Regions from separate parts of the Homo sapiens genome. Here region 1 is linked to region 2. A link is a loop called in an ENCODE intact Hi-C map of the cell type or tissue named here. Cell type or tissue: PC-9. All regions are shown on one strand. Each heading gives the region's core, and the rest is flanking DNA. Links, peaks and the distances in the headings are about the cores only.

Region 1 (17,238 bases), core at 2,056-4,555, 580 kb after region 2:
TCTGGAACCATTTTCCTTGACCCCCTTCTTCCACTTTCTCTCCGTGTCAAATCTAATCACCATCTTCACTAATTTAATCTCATGAATAGTTTTCAATTTTCTATCCTCTCTCCTGGGTTAGTGCATTAGCCCAGCTCTTTTTTTGGGGAGGGGGGCAGGAATCTCACCTGAACAAATATGGTGGCTTTCTAAGTGATTGTCCTGACTCTAGACTCACCCTTCTCAAATCTATTTGCCATACCTGTGTCATGCAGAGGAAGTCTCCATTGCTTGAGACCCTTCCACAACTCCATGTTGTCTCTGGTCTACACTGATGCTCACAGTCCTTAGCATGGTGTCTATGGGTCCCATGTCACAGCCTGAGGACCCCTCCAGCCTCTCCTCTCTTCACATAGATGCTGCAGCTACACTGAATTACATGCGGTTTCCTCCCACACGAGGTCTCACTGCTCTTCATTCATCCTTGGACTCTTTATTCATCCATCTGATTCCTTCCTGTCTCTCAAAATGCAGCTCAAGGCTCTAGTAAGTCCTTGCTGGTGGCTATCTAACCCTGGTCAGGTCTAGCTGTCCTTCCTCTGTACTTGTCCTTGCTGCTAACTCTACACAATAATGACCACATAGCTTTATTTATTTTAGAGATAGTATCTCACTGTGTTGGCCAGGCTGGCATGCAGTGACTGTTCACAGGTGTGATCATAGCACATTGCAGCCTTGAACTCCTGGCCTCAAGTGATCCTTCCACATTACTCATTTTTGTCCCCAACTAGACTTTGAGTCCCTGGAGATCAGGAACCATGTCTCAATTACCTTTGTAGACTTCATGCTGACACTTACTAGGAGCTCAGCAAATGACACTTGTTGGCTTCTCTAATATGGCACGGTGTTATTACATCAACGACTTCCTTGGAGGCTTCCATTTGTCTTTCAGATGCCTGACTTTCATTTTATAAAATCTGGTGTTTTGCATTTTACATGGGGAAAGGGATGCTGTTTTCACTGAGCCTAGAGAATTTGAATATTTGCCACAAATTGACCCAAATTGAGACCCCTTTAAACCCCTTTAAACAGGAAGACTCTCTGTTTGCCACTTACTCAGATATATGCCCACCATTCATGAGCATTGCTAACAAATATGACACATCTATTTTCCTTAAAAAGCTCCCAAACTCATGCACTATTTTTAGCTTGCTCCAATTCTTCTGGGAGGGTTCACTGTGGCAGATTTAGGCTGGTAAAATTGCTAAATTGTGTTAATTCTGAGGAAATCTTTCTGATATATTTAAATCCAGGAACTGAATCTTCATGAATCTATTTTATAATTTATGGCACTCAATTCAATTCAACAAACATTCATGAAGTGCCCTCTCTGTACCACGTGCTGAGCCCAACCCTTGGTAGGAAATGGGTAACAAAAAAAGGTGTAAGATGTTCCTGCCTTCTGCAAGCTTGCCATCTGAAATGTACAAATTGCAAATGACAAATCACTATAGGCAATGGAGAGAAGGAAAGTGCAGAGATAGGAAAGTTCTGTGAATAGAAACAACCCAAATGAAGGTTCTGTATGGTACAGAGTGATATGTAGGGGCAGTCAGGGCTGGAGGGGTCCTTTTAAACCCCATATCAAGGGTGCAGCTAGTGGCAAGGCAGCAGGCCAGAGAAAGGAGACATTTTAACATCCCATCCCAGGGGCATGGTGCCTCTTAGAATCTCAGCTGTAACGCAGATTGGAAGATTCGTTTAGGGACAGTAATTACATAAAACTATTTTTTGGTTGTTTGTTCACTATCTCAAGCTTCTCTTCCTAGAATACGAATTCAGGTTGCAAATACAATACCCACATCTTCATTTTCCACTGATGTCTCATGTCTTTAGCATTAAAATGAGGCTGAGGGCCATCGATTTCTTCTGTAGATAAAGAGCCAGCCACTGGCACCAGCAAATGGCCCCTCCCCAGAGTGGTGTGAAATGTGGTTATTTATTTGGTAAGAAAATATATTACTCATTATCCCTAACTGCACCTAGAGACATCCAAACCTACCCAGCCAACCAGCTTATTTTTCCTGTAAAGCAAGATAGAAATAAAACATGGTATAAAGCAGAAGAGGAAGTCCCTCCTTCAAAATGACTCCAGAAAGTGGTGGTCAAGGAAGCTTTTCTCGAACCCTTCTGGAAGAGATAGATTCAACCTTCAGAGGCCTAGCAAGAAGAGCTATGCTAATACTCCTGTGCCATATATAATTAAAATGCTACCGAACCATGAAATCTATGTAAGAATGTCCAAAAAATTCTGATTTTCCCATAATGATAATTCAAGGCTTCTTTTTGGATAGATCGATATTCTTTTATTTTTTTCCTCCATTCTTTTATGTTCTTGCCTTGCCTGTCTGCCCAGTCTGCCTCTTGGGAAACCCAGTCCTGCTGGTCAGCCTCCAGTGATACTCCCATAGGACCTCCTGCTACCCTCTAACAGAGCTGGCACTTAACTCCCTTCACAGAAAATACTCACCGGTGCCTCACCTGTACCAGACTGTGAGCTTGTGGGGGCTAGGAATCATGTTCCTTTTGGGGACTGGATGCTGGGCACAGGTCCTGGCTTGTGGTAGGGGTTGAGTGAGTATCTGTTGAATGAGGGTCTTTGGTCATCTTGACACCTGGGTGGATGGATACCTCAGCAGCCAAAGCTAACAATAGAAAGGGATGATGAGTGGGGGTCAGGCAGGACTGTGGCCTGGGAGTATGGTGCCTACTGCAAGGGACCCTGGGAGGGAGATCAAGGCTTATTAGATAATAATTAGGGCTTGATTTAGACTTAGTTCTGGCTGGCACCGGAGGGCTGCTCTGATGAGTGGGGCATAAGGACAGAAGGTGCAGTTTGATCATGAAAATTTTGTTTCTGAGTGAGTGAGCAACTCAGAGCAGGACCTAGCTGTTGGAACTACTGGACTCAGGGTCTAGCATCTTTCCCCCATACCCAGCCTAACAGATATGAGCCAAGAATGCCAGGAAAGAGAATTGAAGCATCAACTTTGTTGGATGCAGAAAAGAAGGAGAAGGTCAAGGAAAGACTCTGACCCGATGGACATAGGAGTGTCTGATGCTCTTCCTGGATACTAAATCTTTGGCCACAGAAGTCTAGGTGAAGCTGTGGTTCCTGATCATAACATACTCCAGCCTCTAGGAGGAGCTCAAGAACCTCACAGGGTGGACCATGGGCTCCTACCCACAGGTGAAGCTGTGGTTCCTGCTCATAACATACTCCAGCCTCTAGGGGGAGCTGAAGAACCTCACAGGGTGGACCGGGGGAGTAAAGCTGATGGGGCAGAGAGGTCATGTGATTGGATCGCACTCTTAGGAGGCAGAGTGTGCACAAGAAAGAGGTTTAAACTGTAATTTCTTGGCTTATTTCTTTTTAGATCGTTTTACTGTCATTGGCCAGTGTCTCATATTCTTACACTCTTTCTCCTTCATCATCAGAGACAAAAAGGAGACAAATATACTTGTCCCAGAAAAGATGTCTGTGGTAGGGAGTTCAGTGTCTCCAGTTGAGCAGGAAAGACAGACGCTGATGAAAGAGACAACTCTTGTGACAGAGTCTTGCCCTACGTAGCAAGTCTGAAGCCCAAGGCATTTTAAAAGCAGGTATTTTCAACAGCGGCCTGTAAATGCACATTTTAAATAACAGATTGTGCACATGACCTAACACTGAATCCATTAAAACGGGAACTGTGGCTTATTTTTAAAGCCTCCACTAATGCTGCTTTGGCTTAAAAAAAAAAAAAAAAGCCTCATGTGCTATCCATAGTACAGAATTCCAGTCCCATAGAGTTCCATATCAATAACATCTGCTGATTCTGCCTTTTGAACAAAGTAATCAATCCTCCCCTGGAGGCTGCAGTGGAGAAAAGGAAGCACACAGTCTGGGAAGCCATCTGTGCAATTCTCGACCTGGCCGGTGTCACCTCAAATGTCGCCGAATGCACTTGACTCCTCCTGGGAAGCACAGAGGGGCCTTCAAGGAGACCCCTCGTCCTGCCATTTTGCAACCTGACTGCACTGCTTCTAATTATTGCATTTTTCAATGTGTTTATATGTGTCATAGCTTCCGAGGTGAGGCACCCACCAACTCTGACACCACTCCTGGCTGTGGGAACAGCTGTCAGGGATGCTGCCTGTCCAGGTGTCTGGAAGATGATTTATAGTATGTATCTGAGCAGACTGGTGATATTTTATTAATCAAAATGTCAGAAAATCTAATGATAATGTGCTTGCTACAGGTCTTAACATTTTCAATTTTTTAAATAAACATTTTAGATGCCGACTTTGGGTTTCTGTATAAAAGATAATATTATGGAATACCATTAGAGAAACCTTAATGTTAGTATTAATATTGGGGGATAATAAGAATTTATTTTGCTTTTTTTTAAACAAAGATTACAGTTTTACTGTATGCACATTTAAGAAATCCCAAGCTGATCTCATTCTACAGAGACAGGGACTATTATTCTTGTTTTGTATCTGGGAAAAATGAATGTTTCAAAAGGCATATTCGTAAGTAATCAATGAGTAAGATTTTTGATGGTTTGTTTTTCATATTTTTAAAATGCCTTCTGCATGCCTTGACTTGCAAAGTTCTTTCACAAATGCTGTCGTTTTAAACTTTACTTTCAAAACATTTTTGTGTAATAGATATTATTATCTCCACTTTACGGATGAGGAAATCAGGCTTATGTAACTCACCTACATCACGCAACCAGTAAGTTTCAGAAATGGGTTTCAAACTCAACTCTCTGGCAGACCGTTCCCTCTCTTAGCCCAGTACACTATCTCATTCGCTTATTTGCCCATTACTTTGATCAGCTAGCATCTGAGTGTCTGTTTCCCATGTTCCCAGACTTGAGCACAACATCAGAAATACAGAGGCAAAAGCACAGGATTTATTCTTGAGGAGTTCCCAGTCAGATGGTGAGTTGAGAATGTCAATTAAATATGCTAAGATACTTGAGAATATTTTAAAATTTAAAATGATTATTTAATACACATCCATTGAGCACTTATATGTGCCTAATATTATGAGAAACACCAGAGACATAAAGGAGAATGAGACGTAGACCCCTATGTTAGGTGTCCCAGTCTAGCTGGTAAGCAGCATAGAGTCAATAAATCTCACACTGCAAACTCAGGTGTGCAAGAAATGCACCTTTGTGTTCATGATCCAACTTAGTTCTATTTTAGCTCATGTGGTACGAGAGCAGAGGAAACTTAACTTCCGTCAGTTGGGGTGTCAAGGCTTTTGCATGTATGTAGCTGTTGGGAGGTGGACAAGGTTCTTGATGATGAATCCACACAGGTCAGAGCAAAGGCATCTTTTATTCTCATCCACGTGGCCCCTTTCTATGCTGCCTCTGGGGGGATTGTCATACCTGGTGGATTGGGAACATTTCTACTCATTCTGCTCTGCAGGCTGGAAAGGAGTTGGGTACCAAGGCCACCTGAATACTGCTGGCAAAATGGTTCATAGCTGCCTCCTTTATCTGTCCCTTGATTCAGAGACCAAGGATGTGCGACCTAGAAAATTGCTGATCTGTTAGCCTGATATATGAAATTGCCTGGCTGTTGTTTTCTGATGGGCCACCCACTATTTTTCCTTATTGATTGCAAACTCCCCCAAAACAGCTCCAAGGTAAGTAGAAAAGGAAGTGACCCGTGAATTCCAGAAGGTGCAATTCCTGAAAGACCCAGAACCCTCTGAAAGTAATGTATGCTGGGAACAGTAATTTCAAAGTACTTCCAGTAGGTGGAAGTCGCCTGGAATTGGGAACTACACTGGGATGTGTGCATGTCAATTTACGTTCTGCTGTAATCAGAGAAAAGTATTTGGTTATTTCACAAGGAGACAGAAAGTCAGGTCAAGAGCAATCTGCTCACCTTGTCTTTTGACAATTCCCTTCTTTAAACATATCTTGCCTGGTTAAGGAAGAGTGAAGAAGAGCAGGGGTGGGAAAGGGGTTCTAACAAAAATCTTGCAAAATAAAAGATGGAGAACAGCACCAGACAGACAAAGAGGAAAGAAGACTCCTCTGAAAATTACCTACTGTAGGCTCTAAAGAAGAAATTGCAAGATGGTCTCTGGCAAATTCAACACACGGTGGAGCTGCAGTGCAGTCAGGGCACTGAGGCAGAAGCCTAGTCCTGCAGCTGGAGCAAATCCCAGCAGGTTAGGGAAGACCAAAACTAAGCATTCTGGCCTCTGGCTTCATGTTTCAGGCAGTACCCACTGCTCTGGCCCTCTCTTGACTCTATTGAACTGTTGTAATTTTCCATAAAGGCTTTGCTTCTGTCTCTAGATTATCAACGTGCAGCCCCAACCCCACTCCTGACACTTGCCTGACACAGCTTTTACATTACAGGTAGATATCACCAATTCTGTTTGGGTTACCATGGCTCCCAGAGCTTCTTTCTATTTCTATTCTACCACTTACCATACTGCATGATAATTGTTCTGTTTTTTAATTTTTCTGTCTTCCTATTAGACTCTGTTCTTACTGCTAGCAAAGAATGATTTTTGTTGTTGTTGCAACCACCATTTATTGGGCACTCTCTTTGGGTATGCTAAGCCCTTTATGTGTAGTGTCTCACTTAGGCTCAACCCAATCCCATACCTACTCCTGCCCTACAGATAGAGAAGCTGAGGCATAGAGAGAGTAAGCACCTTGCTTGAGTGCATAGTGCTGGCAAGGGATGGAGCCAAGTTTCAAATCCATGTTCTTTGGAGCGCAAAACCTGTTTTCTTTGCCAAGAAGCTATACCCCTTCTGGAGGCCCTCAGAAGCCACAGAGGGAAAATATTTAGGAGCTAATAGGCACACAAGTAACGGGCCAGGACTGGAAACCTTGTGGGGTGATGGTGGAGTGGTGTGTACATAAGAGCTGGAGATATAGATTCTGTGAAGCTGAGATGAAGGAGGCCCTCTCATTCTTCTTGGTTGGGCTAGGGGAGGAAGACCTTCCTTCTACTTCCTAAGCTCCAGCAGTTCTGTGACCAGGAGATTGCTAGTCCGGGGAACATACCTGGATCTCAGTGGATGGTTCCAGGGTTTAGCGGTCTTGCTAAGGTTAATAACACCACCTCTGATGTTGCTGGGGTCCTGGGAGCGACATTTAGAAGCTCCCAGGCCTGGACTCAAATCAAAGACGAGTTCTGGGTCTCAGGAAGCCCCTATAGGACTGTTATTGTGCTTCAAGTTGTCATTTCTTTATTTCTCTCTCCACACAGAGCCATTGCCCGTCCCACTCATTCAATAAGCAATTACCGAGTGCTTACTTCATCTCAGGGCCTGTGTCTATTCCTGGAATACAGAGACAAGCAGGAGACAGTGCTTGCCCTACAGGAGCCCACAGCCCAGTGAGAGAAATAGCGAGGAAAGAATAATACAATAGGCATGATGAGTGAGCTCAGGGTTCTTTGGGATCCTCAAGGAAGGTATGTGTCCCAATTTGGAAGCAGGCAAGAACGTGGAACATTCCCTAGGTAGGTAGCTGAACTGAGTCTGGGAAAAATATGAGCATGAGTTGACCCAGAAAAGAAGTCAGAGAAGCAAAGACACAAAAGTGAGAGGGACGTAGTAGTTCATAACAGCTGGAATTTGGTGTGTGTTCTGGAGACTGATGGAATTGAGTCCAGGTCCTGATTGAAAGGTAATTAGTGAGCCTGATTAAGGTCCTGGATGTTACACTGAAAGAAGTAGGGTCCATTTCTCCCTGCTGAGATCTGGCTGGGCTTGAACAGGTGCCTGCCTCTCTAGCTTGGACCAGATTTCCATCAACACAGCCCTGTCTCTCCAAAAGACTATCTTAACTTGCACAGATTTTTAAATTTTTCTATGCCATGGGCTTCTCTGGGAGTCTCATGAAGTCTATAGACCCCTTCTTGGAAAGGGGTGTGTGTTTTTAAAACTTCTTACTTTGAAATAATTTTTGATTTACAAGAGTTGCAAAAATAGTTAAAAAGTTCATGTGTACTCTTCACCAGCTTCCCCTACTGTGTTAACACTTTACATAACCATAGCGTATTTATCAAAACTAAGAAATTAACATTGTTACATTACTAAGAACTAGACTCCAGACTTTACCCACATCTTATCAGTTTTCCACCAATCCTTTTCCATTTCTGAATGTTCCAGTGTGGATCCGATCCAGGATTCCATATTGCATTTAGTGGAATAAAGTTTTTAAATGCAGAAAGCAAAATACAAGAAACTACAAAGTGAACCAAATTAAAAGATAATTACAGAAATACTAAAAATAATATGAAGAATATGTGATTAGTCATTTGTATGTCTATTAATCCATTAAAAAGAAGAATATACATGTAAAATAGAAGGGAGTGAAAGTTAAGTTTTATTTTTTAAAGACAATGTAAAATTGGCTGTGGCTTAACTTGAGCTGAGCCATAAACTTGGAGTGGTTTTTGACTCATTTCTTTTCTGTATGAATCAATGGGCAATGGGAGATAGGGAATACTGGAAGGCAACAGAGGTGTCTGGGTCACCCTGTGAGAGTGACCAAGTTACCTGACCTCACAGTTTGGTGGCTGAACTTCTGCCACGTGTGGAGCTGCTTAATAATTGCTCAGCCATATTGCACAGCCTTCTCTAGGCAGGAAGATTGAGATCCAGTGAGGGATTTAATAACCACCCTAATTTCAGCAAGTGTAAATTATATTTCTAAATGTCTGCAACAACTGAACTGCCTGAAGAAATATCTGTGATTTCTCCTGGGGGACAAAAGTTACAGATATTGATAATATGATTTGTAGGCTATATTCATAATGAAATGAAACGCTAAATTTAAGTTGAATGTTAGTGAAAATAAAGATATATTTATTTTCCAACTAAGTTTACAGATCCCTTGAATTCTGTCCATCGAGTTCCAGGTTATAATCATGGAACTCCTGGAAGTTTATAAATTAGGGAGCCCCTATCTTGGAATGAATTCAAAATACGTTTGAAAGCTACAGTTAAAAATAATTAGAGTCAACTTTTTTAAAATGTGAGGGTTTCATGTAATTATTCAAATTTCAACTTCTTTTGAAAAACTCGAGCTTCTGTGCCACTGGGCTTCCATCACAGCAGGGCAACAACAGCTGGAGCTGAGTAAAGGCCAGTCATATATGCAGATCGGGGTGGGAGGGCCAATGCGCCACAATCCCTACAACTTCCTTTTATGTCCGTAGCACTGAACCAAAGATCAGTTATCATTACCCATCCTTCTTTCACTGTGATTATTTTTTAATACTTGCCTCCGTTTACTCATTTATTTTATTTGTCTGGTTCCTATGGGCATGTTAGTTTGTAATCTCTTATTTCTGAGTTGGGAAGAAGAGAAGGAGCCTCCGCGTCCTGAAATATCTTCCATATCAGGTGCAGCATTGGGTGCTTTACGTATGGTATCTCTTTGAGTTACAAAACCTGGGTCCAACTCTGGGATACATCACTCATTGTCCTCTTGACCGTGGGCCAGTGACTTCTGGGTCTTAGTTTTTTTTTTTTTCCCATTTGAAAAAGAGAAAGTCTGGCTGGGGCATTGGTTCACACCTGTAATCCCAGCACTTTGGGAGGCCGAGGAGGATCACTTGAAGTCAGGAGTTCGAGACCAGCCTGGGCAATATGTTGAAACCCCACCTCTACTAAAAATACAAAAATTAGTTGTGTGTGGTGGCACACACCTGTAGTCCCAGCTACTTGGGAGGCTGAGGCAGGAGGATCACTTGAACCTGGGAAGAGGAGGTTGCAGTGAGTCGAGATCACACCACTGCACTCCAGCCTAGGCAACAGAGCAAGACTCTGTCTCAAAAGAAATAAAATAAAATAAAATAAAAAAGAAAAAGAGGAAGTCTGATTTGATGGTTTCTGAGGTCTCTTCTACCTCTGACACTCTTCCATTCCAGGTTCTCTGCTCCTCAGGGTCAGGGCCATGACTTACTCAGTGTGCAGCTGGTCATTGCACTATGCACAGCACCTGAAGCTAAGTTGCTCAATGAATAACTGATGAATGAATGAGCACATGATAATATAACCTGAAAATCTGTGGACAGAACTCAAGGGATCTGTAAACTTAGTTGGGAAACAATTATATCTCTATTGTCACTAAACTCCAAATTAAATTTAGCATTCTATTTCATTATGCATCTAGGTTACAAGTTATTATATTTGAAAAGATGAGAGAAGTTGGGAAGGTATCAGATTAAGAAAGAGTAGAAGAGAACTAAAAATTTTTTGAGTATCTACTGTTTCCCGGGACTTGAGCTAAGTTACTTAAGCACATTTTCTTGTCTCAGTGGAAGTATTGAAGCTCCAGCCCTAGCAGCTGTAACTGGTTCCCATGAGGACTTGGACATTTGTTTATTGTTGCACTCCCATGTCAATTCTGCTTCCTTTGTGAAACTGTTGATTCTGTCCCTTATGATGCCCCATCTCTTTACCCCACGCCCCAACCATCACCAAGAGCTAGTTGTGTGACCCAAGTGATGCCAATTAGACTCTCACCTGGGAACTGAAGATTGATACAGGAAAGTTAGACTGCCAGCATCCCTGTAAAAAATGCCTTCACTCTTTTAAGTTTGAATGCGTTTCTGTTACTTGAAGCTAAAGAACCCTGACAGATAAGTCTGAATAAGTACACAAACTGGTGATAGAGGTTTTTATCAAGCTCTATTTCCTAAAGGAGCAAATGGATTCTTCTCTGTTCCTTTATCTTAACGCGCTGTGGATAACACAAAAGGAGGCAACTAAAATCTTAGGGCAAAAGTATGTCCCAGAACCAGACGGGGAAGCAGCTGCTGTGTGTGTTTGGACTCTGCTTATACAAGAGGTGTAATCGATTTCTGCCCTTGCCAACAGGCCAGGCCATCCATCCACCTCACTGCAGTCTTAAAAGAACAAACAGAAGCATCCCTGAGAGTCCTCATGCATCAACTCCTTCTTGAAACTGACTCTCACATCACTCTCTCTTTCTTCAGGCTATCATTTCCCTCAGGAGTTTGGCCCTAGGAATAAGAGAAGCAGGGGTTTATATGTAGGAGGGCTTCTGAGTTTCAGAAAGAAATCACTCTCCTTGGTTTCTTCTTCTTCTGTCTAAGAATGCAGGCAAGTTTCCTCTGGTCTTTTGGAGCAGGCAGAACAGGTAAGGAGTGCCTTAATGGTTTTGTTCATGAGAACAACTGGCAGTTAACAGGTTCCATCCACATCTGGGTTTAGTGTAGAGAGAACAGGAGATCTGAAAGGTCATTTTTGCTCTGGGAAGAAATAACTTGAGTAGTATTTTTCCATTTTAAATGAACTTTCTTTTTCCTTGGCTGGATAAATGCTGTTTCTCTTTATGGTCCTTTCACGTGTAATTCAAATGTTGCTGGGGAAAAATCCAAGGGAAAGGCTGGCTATCTGGATGTGTACTATCCTTCTACAACACACAGACACTGGTTTGATTTATAAGATAACATTTTTCTGAACTACATAACCAAACTTTTTAAAGAAAGGACTGAAATCCCTAGGTGTTAGAAATAACACAAAGGTTTTTTAAACAGATGAAATGGAAGCCCAAACAGGTATGGAAACAAGATATAGATGCTAGTGGATAGGAGTTCCAATACTTATACTGGGGCAAAACCTGTGGTTTGAACATATGTGAGGCAGTGAATTGTATGACGACTTTGAACATGATATGCCATTTGAAACATACACCTATGAAAAGAGGCTACAGAAGTTCCCCACTAACCCAGGTAAGTGGGAGGCAGCTTGCTGCATATCTGAGGCTCTGGGTAGAAACTGAAGCTCCAAGCCTATGCCTTACATGATGTAGGCTGTGAGTTTTTACTAGCCACCAAGTGTGCAAATTGCAGACATAAAGGATCAATAGAATTCTTGGGACTTCAGCAAAGTATCTCTGTGAGATACTTTAAAAAACTATGGCATGTGGGACTTCTCAGAAAAAAAAAATCTAATTAATATGTATTCACAATAATAAATTACAAACCACACAAGGAATTGAACCACCATGAGGTAAAGCAGATACAATAAATAAGAGAATTCACACACAAACAGAAATATTAAAACCATTTGGGACCACAAAAAGAATTTGTTTAAAACGGTTGAAGTAATGAAAAAACTGAGCAATACATAAAAGAATAAATACATATATGTATATATAAATAGAAACTACTTAGATTACAAAATACAGTATTTAAAATGAAAAACACAGTGAATGGGTTAAATAGCAGTTTAAACATATTTAAAGAGAATTAGTAAACTGGAAGGTAGAGCTGAGTAACCCACCCACAGTATAACACAGGATTTAGAAATGGAAAATATCAGATGTGAAAGAAGGAGAAGATTTACATGTATCTAACAGGAGTTTCAGGAAGGGAGGGCAGAGTAGAGGGCATATTTGAAAAATAGTAGGTGAGAAGTTTCCAGTATTGTTAAGGCCATAATTCTGTTAATTGAGGAAGTATATTGAGTATAGAGCAAGACTAATTTCATAAGTAGACATAGCATAATGAGATGACAGAGTAATAACAACAAAGACAACATCTTTTTTAAAAATCATAAAATGAAACAAAGCAAAGTAAATTAGAATGTAATTCCAATTACACTGATGTAATTAGAATGACTGTTTTTTCAGCAATATTAAAGACCAAAAGATTAAATATTAGCTTCAAAGTACTGAGGAAAAATAACTAACCTAGGTAAACTATTATTTTAGAGAGAGAGGATAAGAAAAAACTTCCAGGCACAGAATAAGAGTTCATTACTTATAGATAATTACTGCAACAACTGATAATAATATAATATAATTCAGTAAGAAACACACTGGATATAAAAGAATGTTTGGAATACAAGAAGCTGTAGTAAGCAAATAAGTAATAGTAAATGTAAACAACCATTTATTGTCAAAACAATCTTAACAATAAAGACAAATTTTTGGAAGGCCAAAACCAAGCTGGAACTAAAATAATATAAAATTGTGGTATATAGTGTGGTAGCCACTAGCTACATGTGATTACTGAGCACTTGAAACATAGCTAGTACATCTGATGAACCAAATTTTTTATTTTACTTAATTTTGATTAATTTAAACTTAGCTTTAAACCAGTATAATTTTTTTATTAAACACAATTTTATTGTTTTAATAGGATTACATTTCATATTAGTGACTATATTATGTAAGACACTATTTTTTATTACAGTGGGCATGTTGAGTACATGCCTTATTTCCAATATAAACACAAACCACACAAATTGACCTAGTCAGTATCAATCACTTAAACCCATCATTTATCTAGTCAGTATCAATGAGCTGATTCAGTTTGACTAAGCTGTTTTCTCTGCATGGATACAATCTTGTAACATGCTTGATTGTATTGTACAAATTACTTGAGTTATAGCATTTGAGTTTATAACTTTGGCCACCTATAAAATGTCTTGGATTCTTCCATGACAACTAAAGCCATTTTTGGATGGAGAGATAGTGAAATAAATTATTGCTTATTGTTATGGTAATATTGGTAGAAAATTATGAAAAAAGACTGAAAATGATTTCTTTACAAAAAGCGAAAGATTTTCAATTAAGCTACCAATTTTCCATAGGACACAAGGCTTTTATAATAATAGCAAAGATCAATTGAATCAAAGCTTGAAAATTGCAAGTTTTTTTTTTTAGCTTTAGGTGAATTGTGCAATAGGAGATATTATCCAATTAATACTTTGTGTGAGTTTGATCTCAAAGAACTTCCAAATTTATAAAGAAAGGTCAATACATGGCCTAAAATATCAAACTTGTGGCATAGATATATTTGAGCATTTTAATTTGTCAAAGAATTTTACATAGACATAAGTTGCTCTAGCTACGTAAAATAAAAATGCATTGAAATTTCAAAATGAGACCATGTTTTCGGTACTGCTTCATTATAATGTATGACATGTTATTGCAAATATTTGCGCCTGGTTTCCTGATGCAGACTCTATAAAAAGTATCATGCATACGGTTGCCAAAAGCATTGTGAATGCTATGAATTATCACTATTTTTTAAAACTGCTGTAACAAATGGAAATGAATTTAATGATAGTTTATTTTTTGCCAATTTTCGTTGGTTAAAACATGGCAGAATTTACAAATATTTAACTCCAATTCAAGATTTTCTTAAAACAGAAGGAGTGCTTTCTAAATATTTAATAATCAAAGACAAAAATGGCAGTAATTTATACTTTTTCACTGATATCACACTATATATAAATGAGATAAATTTGAAGTTCCAAAGAAAGGAAAATCTATACAAATTAGAGAGATATGGGGATTCATGTTGAAATAGAAACTTTTTACAATACAAACCAATAATAATAATTTTACACATTTTTCTAACATGTATCAATACACATGCCAGCATTATATAAATTGGCTGCAAAACTACAAGATAAATTGTAAGAATATTTTATTAATATTAATAAATTTATAATTGGCTTTTAATTTATGCAGTACCCTCTTTGAATTACATGCTAACAATAGTGTGTTAAAACAAGAGTTAGTGAGTTTATTTAAACTGAACAGATGTAGTTTGGGAACAGATATGCTTTTACTTCAAATACAAACTATTCTAGAAAACATTGAACAACTTTTGTCAATGTGGATGCAAATGTTACAAAAGTTATCTTTCGAAACAACTGGTGTGTCAAAGAGGAAATTGCAAGGAAAATCTAAAAATATCTTGATACAAATGAAAACAAAAACACAACATACCAAAACTTATAGAATGCAGTAAAAAGTGGCCAAGGGGAAATTCATCAGTGTAAACACTTACATTAAAAAAGAAAAAGAAAATCTCAAATCAACAACCTAATTTTACACCCTAAAAAACTAGGAAAAGGAAAACAAACTAAACCGAAAGCTGGAATAGAGAAGGAAATAATTTAAAATAAAGCAAAGATAAACAAATTAGACACTACACAAACAGTAGAGAAAATCCTCAAAACCAAGAGTTGATTTTTTAAAAAGATCAACAAAATTGACAAATCATTAGCTAGATTAAGGAAAAAAGATGGAAGATTCTAATAACTAAAATCAGAAATAAAACGGGACATTACAACCAGTTTCACGGAAATAAAAGGAATATAAGAGAATACTATGAACAACTGTTTGCCAAAAAATTGCATAACCTAAATCAAATGAATAAATTTCTAGAAACACACACCTATCAAGACTGAATCATGAAGAAATGGAAAATCTGAACAGAACTATAAGTAGTAAAGAGATTGAGTCAGTAATAAAAAACTTTCCAAAAAAGAATAGCTCAGGACCAGGTGGCATCACTGGAGATTTTTACCAAACATGAAAAGAATTAAAACCAATTCTCCACAAACTCTTCCAAAAATTGAAGAGAACGTTTTCAAGCTCATTCTACAAGGCTAGGATTATTCTGATACCAAAGCCAGACAGAGACTACAAGAAAATAAAACCGCAGACCAATCTCCCTGATGAATAGTGATGTAAAAACCCTCAACAAAATACCAGCAAACAGAATTTGACACGTTAGAATGATTACACACCATGACCAAGTGGGATTTGATCATGGAATGAAAGAGTGGTTCAACATAGAAAAATCAATCAAGTAATGCACCTAATTAACAGAATGAAGGGAAAAAAAACCACAAGATCATCTCAACTGATGTCGAAAAAAAATTTGACAAAACACCCTTTCATCAGAAAAACACTCAACAAACCAACAACAAAAGGAAACTAGCTCAGCATGATGAAAGTCATATATGAAAAGCCCACAGTTAACATACTCAAGGTGAAGAATTTAAAATGTTTCTTAGAAGACCAGGAACAAGGCAAGGATGCCCACTCTCACCACTACTATTCAATAGAGTACTGGAAATCCTAAGCAGAGTGTATAAACAAGAAACAGAGACAAAAGCCATCCAAATTTGAAAAGAAGTAAAATTATCTAGGTTTGCAGATGACATAATCAACAAGAAACGGAAATAAAAGCCATCCAAATTTGAAAAGAAGAAAAATTATCTATGTTTGCAGATGACATAGTTGTATATGCAGAAAACTCTATAAAGAATCTACAAAAATTGTTAACAACTAATAAACAATTTTAGCAAAGTTTCAGGATACAATATCAACACACAAAAATTAGTTGCAATTCCATACACTAACAATTATCAGTCCAGAGAGGAAAATATGAAAACAATCATACTCAGTATAGCATCAGGAATAACCTAATCAAGGTGATGAAAGACCTTTGTACTGAAAACTACAAAACACTGCTAAGAAACAAATCAAGGAAGATACAAATAAATTAAAAGACATCTCATGCTAATGGACTGGAAGACTCAATGTCATTAAAATGTCCATATTACCCAAAGCCATCTACATATTTAATCCAATCTCTATCAAAATCCTAATGGCATTTTTTTTTTCACAAAGGGAAAAAAATGCTGAAATTCATACAGAATCTCAAGGGACCTCAAATAGCCAAAACAATTTTGAAAAAGAACAAAGTTGGAGGCCTCACAATTTCTGGTTTCAAAACATACCACAAAGCAACAGTAATTGAGACAATGAGGTACTGGCATAAAGACAGATGTTTAGACAAATGAAACAGAACAGAGAGCTCAGAAATAAACTCTTGTATATTTGCCAATTTTTTTTTACTTAACAGAGAAAAAGCAGTCTCTGCAACAAATGGTGCTGGGAAAACTGGATATCCACATGCAAAAAAATGAAGTTGGATCCTTACCTTACACTATATAAAAATTAACTATTAATAAAAATTGAGCAATGGCCTAACCGTAAGAGATAAAACTCTATAGTTCTCAGAAGAAAATGCAGAGGACGAGTTTAATGATATTGGATTTGGAAATGATTTCTTGATACAACACTAGAAGCACAGGCAACAAAAGTAAAAAGATAAATTGTGCTAAATCAAAATTTTAAAATTCTGTGCATCAAAGGATATAATCGACAGAGTGAAAAGGCAACCTATGGAATGGGAGAAAGTATTTGCAAATCATAAATCTGATTAGGGGCTAACATCCAGTTGATATGTAAAGAAGTTTTACAACTCAATGATAGAAAACAACCCAATTTAAAAATGGGTAAAGAACTTGAATGAATATTCCTCCAAAGGTGATATACAAATGGCCAAAAAGTGAAAAGATGAAATATGAATATGAAA
Region 2 (2,633 bases), core at 134-2,633:
TGGGTCTCTAGGAAATGCAGCCAAGGAAGGGGCATCAGCAGGTCAAAGGTCACAGGAGCCAAACCAGAGATGTTCCTGAAAGCCACAGGAGGGGAGAGAAAGGGAAGGTGGGCAGCAGACAGGCCGAGATGGAGAACAAAGCCTGGCCTGTGAGGAAAGGCTGGGCCTGAAAGCGCATTGCAGGGCCCCTGGAAGGCAGAGGGGTCACAACAGAAGTAGACAGCCCTGGCTGGTGCTGGAGCCAGCTAGGGAGGCAGCTTGGATGGCTGGGCCAGAACGCCTGCACTCCGGCCAAAAGCAGTGTTTTCCAAAGCATGGTACATGAGTCACCCACGGGACATGAGATCGTTTTTGGTGATACTAATGGTTATGAAACAGTGTAGCTAGTGATGCCAGTAGGAATATAAAGTTCCCTTCTTAATATATTAAGTTTAAACTGGGAGCCACTCTGAAGGAAAACATTAAGTAAATAATAGTTCAGAGGGGGAATAGTAGTGTTGTACCTAAATGGTGTTGGGGAAGGGCTGGCACAGAGGAAGGCAGGCAAAACCCTGTGATGACCGACCCGGAAGAAGGCAGATGACTGGAGGACAAGCAAAGAGAGGCTGTGGCCTTGCAGCCCTAGGGAGACTAGACAAGGCCGCTGCCAGCTAGAGAGAAAGTCAAGTCCTGGCGACTGAAAATGACCAGGGTGGGCAGGGGGTGCTGTGGTAGGGAGCAGCGAGGAGAGAGCAAGGGATGAGGGTGAAAGCCCCACAGGACTTCACTAGAACTGGCTTGCAAGGAAAGACCTCAGGGTTGTTTGTAGCACAGCAAACATGAGATGACCCCAGAGGCAGAGGAGCATGGGAGAGCAGTGTGGGTGCAGGACCAGCACCGGGTGTTGGTAGAGGCCCCCAGCAAATGCGTGGTGAGATGCTCAAGCGAGGATGTGCAAATGGCTGGGAGCTCAGCCTGGATCCCCACAGGGAGGTCAGAATTGGAGAGGGGCATCGTGAGGACTCAGAGACACTGGAGAACGAGGACAGGTCACATGCCAGAAACCAAGGGGTGAGGGAATGCCAACAAGAGTGAGGGGCCACAGGAAGTCCATGCTGAAGGGGACACAAGGTCATGACACTGACTATCGGGTCACAGGTGACTCTGGCCAGGTGTTGCCAGTGATGGAGTGGGGCAGATTGCAACAGGCTGAGAAGGGAGGACTGGAACCAGGGGTCAAGGCCTAGACCCAGTGGTAGACCAAGCGGTGCCGGGAACCAGAGGCTGCAGGGACTCCCTGTTGCTGGGCTCCAAGCTGCATTCTATGAGTTGGGGTCCAGGTGGCGCCATTTGCACAGAACAAGATTTGATGGCCACCTGGGAGGTTGTGCAATGTTGGTACCTGCAGGGACTCCTCCTGCCAACTGGCCAGATCCCCCGGGTCTTGCAAGATTCTTAAGGTTACAAAATTCTGTGTTTTCTCCAAGAACTGTGCCAGGGCCAGGGAAACCACAAGGGAGAATGATGCCCTGGCTGCCTGGAAGTAATCGTGGCCAGGAACTCCCAGGCACTCTGCTGTGGGCATGCCGTGGGCACAGAGCTTCCCTCCTGATGGTCTGCATGCCTGGCATGTCCACTCAGTGGGCAAGCAGCCTCAGAGGCAGCAGGGCTGGGTTTGGGAGCTTCCTGCAGAGAATGTGCTTACCTGCTTCGGGTTGGGCACAGCAAAGGGCATGAGAGCATCCATGGGCACCACCCACGGAGAGACAGTGGTCCCAAAACTCTTCCCAAGGAATGGCCCGAGAGGGACATACTCCCACTTCTGAATGTCTCGTGCTGCAGAAGAAGGGCACAGCCAGGACTTACAAAGGCTGATCAGGGCATCTCCCAACGACCCCCTCCTGCCCTTGACCAAGGAGCAGAGACACCTAGCACTGCCATCTCCACAAAGATCAGCCCCAGTCAGGCTGCCCCAGGACAAAGGGGCAAGAGCATTCAATGCCAAGGACAGAGGTCCTTTGAGGGCACTGTGCCAGGTTACAGCAAAGAGAAGGATGACCAAACGGTGGTCAGGATATCTCCCAGGAAGGGGCTGGAAGCTCATTCTCAAACTATGAGAGAGACACTTTCTGGGGCTTATGGTGCCATCTTCCTCCCACGTATGGCAAAGGGTTGAGAGCTCAGGCTCAGAAGCTGGACTGTTTTGCTTCAAATCTTAGTTCAGCAACTAACTGAAATCTCCCTGTGCCTCAGTTCCTCATCTGTAAAATGGGAAGATAATATTGCACATACCGTGTAGGGATCAGCGGGAGAATATACGAAGGGTGTTAAGCACAGGGCCTGACACATAAGTGCTCAGTAAATATTAGTTATGATGTCAGCCGTGTCCCTAGCCACTCGAGAAAATTGGAGCTCAGAGGAGTTAAGTGAGTGGCCCGAGTTCTTAGAGCTGAAAGTCTGTTTGATACCCAGACCCCCACTCTCAGTCACTGCATCACCTGCCACTTTTGACCTGCACCAGATCTTCAGCTTCTATGAAATTGCCCCAAGTCCCCAGCCTCCTCCCCGTCATCTCTACAGGAGCAGAGCTCCAGTAATTACCACTCCAGTCGTTCATAAGGACCATTCCAAAAATGTGCTCATGGGCCTTGGAA

Evidence for each region. A loop is a pair of places that touch in the nucleus more often than their neighbours do. Peaks named below come from ENCODE experiments on the same cell type or tissue, not always from the same donor. Only the 100,000 strongest peaks of a DNase experiment are listed, where the experiment ranks them.
Region 1: a loop joins it to region 2, with 5 times the contacts of the local background. A loop is called at or near these places in 2 of 110 quality-filtered maps.

What each region holds. Positions count from the first base shown.
Region 1 is chr15:79,582,223-79,599,460 of GRCh38, reverse strand. No RefSeq gene overlaps it. Among named protein-coding and RNA genes, the nearest start is that of TRC-GCA5-1, 150 kb to the left of the region's middle. In PC-9, for the core only: CTCF peaks have their summits at 3,061 and 3,260 (motif pointing right); a DNase peak (open chromatin) is centred at 3,220; H3K27me3 peaks cover 342 bases.
Region 2 is chr15:80,172,196-80,174,828 of GRCh38, reverse strand. It overlaps FAH (fumarylacetoacetate hydrolase), which reads right to left. Exons shown (of 14, transcript NM_000137.4): 8 at 2,581-2,633; 9 at 1,685-1,815. Among named protein-coding and RNA genes, the nearest start is that of FAH, 21 kb to the right of the region's middle. In PC-9, for the core only: a CTCF peak has its summit at 1,308; a DNase peak (open chromatin) is centred at 1,348.